2 separate regions of the Homo sapiens genome follow, and region 2 is linked to region 1. A link is a loop called in an ENCODE intact Hi-C map of the cell type or tissue named here. Cell type or tissue: K562. All regions are shown on one strand. Links, peaks and the distances in the headings refer to the core of each region. The heading gives the core; the rest is flanking DNA.

The links. Hi-C counts contacts between places; a loop is a spot of excess contacts. Peaks named below come from ENCODE experiments on the same cell type or tissue, not always from the same donor. Only the 100,000 strongest peaks of a DNase experiment are listed, where the experiment ranks them.
Region 2: it touches region 1 in a loop (5-fold over the local background); 19 of 110 quality-filtered maps call a loop at or near these places.

Annotation. Positions count from the first base shown.
Region 1 is chr19:17,858,094-17,860,998 of GRCh38, reverse strand. It overlaps RPL18A (ribosomal protein L18a), which reads right to left and starts at 1,089. Exons shown (of 5, transcript NM_000980.4): 1 at 1,025-1,089. The coding sequence starts at 1,042. RefSeq lists enhancers at 1,094-1,473, 806-1,541. In K562, for the core only: a CTCF peak has its summit at 1,375; a DNase peak (open chromatin) is centred at 1,268; H3K4me3 peaks cover 1,319 bases.
Region 2 is chr19:17,465,195-17,468,099 of GRCh38, reverse strand. No RefSeq gene overlaps it. Among named protein-coding and RNA genes, the nearest start is that of SLC27A1, 3.9 kb to the left of the region's middle. RefSeq lists an enhancer at 1,563-1,612. In K562, for the core only: a CTCF peak has its summit at 1,665 (motif pointing right); no DNase peak of the experiment used is centred there.

The DNA of each region.
Region 1 (2,905 bases), core at 318-2,817:
TCCTTTCTTCATGCTGCAGTCCTGAATTGCTTTGCAGTCGCCGTCAAACAGCCACTCTGCACCTCAAAACATCCAGCCAACATCTTCTTTCACCCTGAGGCCCAGTGACCAGCATGGGATCTCACAGCCCATTCCAGGCAGAACTAGGACAAGACCTCAGGTCTCTCCCCAGCCCTGGGATCCCTGCACTGTTGCCACGCGAGCTGCGGCTGCCTCCGTTTTCCCAACTGCAATCCAAACGTTTGGCCCAGGGAAGACTCCCGGTTTACAGATGCAGAGGTGAGAATCTTTGGTCAAGTCCAGGCTCTGTGATATGGCACAAAGAAACCACCTCTGAAACTGACTCGCCAGCTTTTCACTAGTTATCAATGAAAAATAGTCACAAATTATCGCAGTTCCTACTTTTACTGTGAACCTGACCCACCGGCCTCGGCACACGTTCAGGAAGGGAACAATGGGGCCCGCCCCTTTGACAGCAAGGAAACCGAAGCTGGAGATCTGGACATAATACACCCACTCCATGGGAGTCCAGGTTCTCCTATCTCTGCGCCATAGAGCCGTTTGATTCTATCCAGTATGTACCACAGCGTTAAGCCTCACGCTCCCCGTTTCGGCTCACTGTTAGCAATTTTCATCTGCTTCTCACAGCCATTCCGGCAGAAAGAAAACACACTATTGCTCTACCGCCACGTCCACGTTGCAGAAAGGAAAACAGAAACTTGGCGGCTCGACGAGGTGCCGGGGCTAGGGCCTCTATGCTGCGCGACTTATTCCTTCCCCCGGGAAGAAGACCCGGAGTCCTTGGGCCCCCGCGATCCCTGAGCTGGCCCAGGTCACGCATCGCTCTCTCCACGCGGCTCCCACGATGGCCGCCATGTTGGGTGCAACAAGAGAAGGCGGCGCGCGGCCAAGGGGGGCCCAAACAGAAGCGCGCGGCACCAACCCGGCCCACGCCACTTATGCAGGCCCCTGATGGGGCCCGTGCCCCATCCCTTGGCCCCCTGCCGCGCCGCGCCCGCCTTACCGTGCCCGAGGCCTTCATGGCGTGCTCTCCGCGTTCGCCGCCACCCGCAAAAGGAAGTGTCCTCTGTCGCGCAGCCGTTCACCAGGCCTTCACTACCGGAAGACCCGCCCTCTCAATGCCGCACGTCCATTGGCTTCTCTGCCCCGCACTCAAAGCGACCCGCGTCTTCATTGGCTATGGATCCACCTGCTACTCAAAGTTCCGCCTCTCTTCAGCGAGACTTCGTTTCCCAGAAGGCAACGAGGCAAGCTCCACCTGTTCCACCACGACCGCAACGGAGCGTCTGCGCGCGCGGCACGTCGGGAGTTGTAGGCACTCCGCCAGTCCCGGCTGCAACTAGGGGCGGCGGCGCGCGCCGCCTGCAGGATGCCTAAGCATTGAACCTAAGCTACCTCGGGTGGCTGCGGTGTTTACCGTGAGATCCCGATGCTTCACACTCGGGGCCTCATCCTCCGGGGAGGTGTGTTACGGAGGTCTCCACCAGATACCTGAGGGTATCTGTAAAATGGGAATACAAATAATATATTTTTCTCCTAGCGATGTTGCAGCACGAATATTGAATAAGCTCTGGAATGCTGTTTTTGTTAATTTGGGGTCCGATTTGTGTTTCGTAGTAGCTGGGATTCAAACTCTGTCTGTCTGCCTCCAGTTCATAAGAACCTGAGGGAGCAGGGGTTGGGGGAGAGCGCGCGGAGAGCCGGAGAATGGATCAAGATCCAGCCGCCCACTTTGAGGGGCTTGGACTTAGCAGTTTGCTTGGGCAGAAAGAAGCCCTCCTGGGGATGAGGACGGGGACCAGATATGAAAAAAGAAACACCCGCAAACAACTCCCTGATGACAAGGCTATGAAGTAAAATTAAGAGGAAAGAGGCAGGAGGCTGAGGCATGAGAATCGTTTGAACCCAGGAGCCAGAGGTTGCAGTGACCCGAGATTGCGCCACTGTACTCCAGCCTGGGCGACAGAGTGAGACTCTGTCTCAAAAAAAAAAAAAAAAAAAAAAGACCAGGCGCGGTGGCTCACGCCTGTCATCCCAGCACTTTGGGAGGCCGAGGCGGGTGGATCACTTGAGGTCAGGAGTTCGAGACCAGCCTGGCCAACATGGCGAAACCCCGTCTCTACTAAAAATACAAAAATTAGCCGGGCGTGGTGGCGGGCGCCTGTAATCCCAGCTACTCGGGAGGCTAAGGCAGAAGAATCGCTTGAACCTGGGAGATGGAGGTTGTAGTAAGCCGAGATCTGGCCATTGCACTCCAGCCTGGGAGACAGGGCGAGACTCCGACTCAGAAAAAAAAGAAAGAAAGAAAGAAAGAAAATAAAGGACAGCAAGCATGCAATTTTTTATTTTCATTTTCTTATTTTGCATTTCTGGTTCTCTTAATCTGGTTTTGTGGATTCAAGTCACTACTGGGTGTGATTTTCTTTTCTTTTCTTTTTCTTTTATTTTTTGAGACTGAGTCTTACTCTTTTCCCCAGGCCAGAGTGCAGTGGCGCTATCTCGGCTCACTGCAACCTCTGCCTCCTGGGTTCAAGCAATTCTCCCGCCTCAGCCTCCAGAGTAGCTGGGATTACAGGCGCCCGCCACGATGCCCAGGTAATTTTTGTATTTTTAGTAGACACAGGGTTTTACCATGTTGGTTAGGCTGGTCTCGAACTCCTGACCTCAGGTAATCCGCCTGCCTCCACCTCCCAAAGTGTTGGGATTACAGGCGTAAGCCACCGCGCCCGGCCCAATGATTTTCTTATTCCAGTACAACTTGGCTCCCTTCACCTCCTTTGTGCCGTTAATGTCAAATATGTTACCTTTCTCTATATTGTAGACCCAACAATACAATTAATATATAGTTTGTTGTTGTTGTTGTTGTTGTTTTGAGATGGAGTTT
Region 2 (2,905 bases), core at 240-2,739, 390 kb after region 1:
TTCATTCATTCATAAATGTCAGCTGAGTGTTCCCTGTCCCTCCTCCCCTCCTCTCCTCCTTTCCCTCCTCCTTCCTCTCTTCTTACCCCTCCTCCTCCTTTTTCTTCTCTAAACTTCCCCTCCACCTTTCTTGTGCTCTGATTCTCTCTTCTCTTACCCCACTTCCTCCTTCTCTCTTTCTCCCTCCTTCTCTCCTTTCTGCCCTTTTCTCTCCTCCTCCCTGCCCTCCTCCTCTCTTCCCCCCTTCCTTTTTTCCTATCCTCCCTTTTCCCCCTCCATCTTACCAGTTTGTTTGTTTGTTTTGAGATGGAATCTTACTCTGTCACACAGGCTGGAGTGCAATGTCTCAATCTTGGCTCACTGCAACCTCCGCCTCCTGGGTCCACGCGATTCCTGCCTCAGCCTCCCCAGGAGCTGGGATTACAGGCGCATGCCACCAAGCCTAGCTAATTATGTATTTTTGGTAGAGACAGGGTTTCACCATGTTGACCAGGCTGGTCACGAACTTCTGATCTCAAGCGATCCGCCTGCCTTGGCCTCCCAAAGTGCTGGGATTACAGACGTGAGGCACCACACCCAGCCAAGAGTTCTAGTTTCTAAAACCTACCTTGGGAAAGAGGGATTCTAGTTTTTATGGCCAGCCTTGGGGGAGAATAGATCTGAGACACAAGAGGGCAGGAGAAGGTCAGAGAAAAACTTTTGCTTCTGAGATCTTCATTTTGGGGTGTTTTTTTTCTTTCTTTCTTTCTTTCTGTCTGTCTGTCTGTCTCTCTCTCTCTCTCTCTCTCTCTCTCTCTCTCTCTCTCTCTTTCTCTCTCTCTTTCTTTTTTTCAGTCGGAGTCTTGCTCTGTCACCCAGGCTGGAGTGCAGTTGCCCAATCTCAGCTCACTGCGACTTTTGCCTCCCGGGTTCAAGAGATTCTCCTGCCTCAGCCTCCCGAGTAGCTGGGATTACAGATGCACACAACCGTGCCTGGCTAATTTTTGTATTTTTAGTAGAGATGGGGTTTTGCCATGTTGGCCAGGCTGGTCTCAAACTCCTGACCTCAAGTGATCCCCCACCTCGGCCTCCCAAAGTGCTGGGATTACAGGCATGAGCCACTGAGCCCGGCCTGGGTATTATTTTCTGAGCCCCCTAAAACAGCACGGGTATACAGCAGCCTCTGCCCCCAGTTGTTTTCCTAAAATACAAAATCTCCCAATTCACAAACACAGCTGTCCCCAGGGATTTCAGATGAGGGATTGGGGACTGTCCTATCCCCAGGAAACTGAGATGTGGACCAGGGAGTAAAACTCAGGCTTCCGGGCCAAACTGCTCTCTGCTCGTTTCTAGCCAGGTAGTCTTGGACTGATCACCTCTGTGGGCGGCAAGCCACCCAGGTGCCGAGGCAAGAGACCGAGGGCACAAACTGTTCCAGTATAATAAACAAAATATATAGAATAAGAATAGTTATACAAGAAATAGAATATAGATATGATTATATATGAATATTATTAATCATTCGTTAGTTTGTAGCATTACTCTTTATTCCAATATTAAAATAATCTCTGTTCTACAATTATAACCTAGGAAAAACCAGGCCATACAGAGGTAGGAGCTGAAGGGACACAGTGAGAAGTCACCAGAAGACAAGTGTGAGCCCTCTGTCATGCCCGAACAGGGCCACTAGAGGGCTCCCTGGTCTAGCGGTAACGCCAGCGCCTGGGAAGGCACCCATTACTTAGCCGACCTGGAAAGGGAGTCTCCCTTTCCCCAGGGGAGTTAGAGAAGACTCTGCTCCACCACCTCTTGTGGAAGGCCTGACATTAGTCAGGCCCGCCCGCAGCCATCCAGAGGCCTAAACGTGCCCCTGTGATGCTGTGCTTCAGCGGTCACGCTCCCGTTTACAACATCAGTCATTGGATTTAGGGCCCACTCAGATAATCCAGGATGATGTCATCTCAAGATCCTTAACTAAGTAACACCTGCAAAGACTCCTTCCAAACAAGGTCCCATTAACAGGTTCCGGGGGCGAAGGCATGGATATATCTTTTTGTGGGGAGCCTGTAGTTCAACCCACTACAGAAGGAGGAAAGATGAGAGCTATGGTTCTCAACAGAGGCCACATGGACTTCAAAGATGAAAGTGTTTACCTCCTAGTCCTCTACAGACAAGAGGCACAGAGCCCTGGACTAGAGCTTCTTTCTTTCTTTCTTTCTTTCTTTCTCTCTCTCTCTTTCTTTCTTTTGTCTTTCTATCTTCCTTCCCTCCTTCCTTCCTTCTCTTTCTTTCTTTTCTTTCTTTCTTTTTCTTTTTTTTTGAGACAGAGTCTCACTCTGTCGCCAGGCTGGAGTGCAGTGGCGTGATCTTGGCTCATTGCAACCTCCTCCTGCCGGGTTCAAGCGATTCTCCTGCCTCAGCCTCCCAAGTAGCTGGGACTACAGGCATGTGCCACCATGCCCAGCTAATTTTTGTATTTTTAGTAGAGACAGGGTTTCACCATGTTGGCCAGGATGGTCTTGATCTCTTGACCTCATGATCCACCTGCCTTGGCCTCCCAAAGTGCTGGGATTACAGGCATGAGCTACCGCGCCCCGCCCCTTGTTTCCTTTTTATTGTTGAGACAGGGTCTCAGTCTGTGGCCAAGGTTGGAGTGCAGTGGCACGATCCCAGCTCACTGCAGCCTTGACCTCCTGGGCTCAGGAGGGAGAGGCTCCCACCCCAGCCTCTCGAGTACCTGGAACCACAGGCGTGTGCCACCACACCTGGCTAATTTTTGTAGAGACAGGGTTTTGCCACATTGCCTAGGCTGGTCTTGAACTCCTGGGGTCAAGCTATCTTCCTGCCTTGGCCTGCCAAATTGCTGCGATTACAAGCATGAGCATGAGCCACTGTGCCATACCTAGATCTGCTTGCATTTATTTAT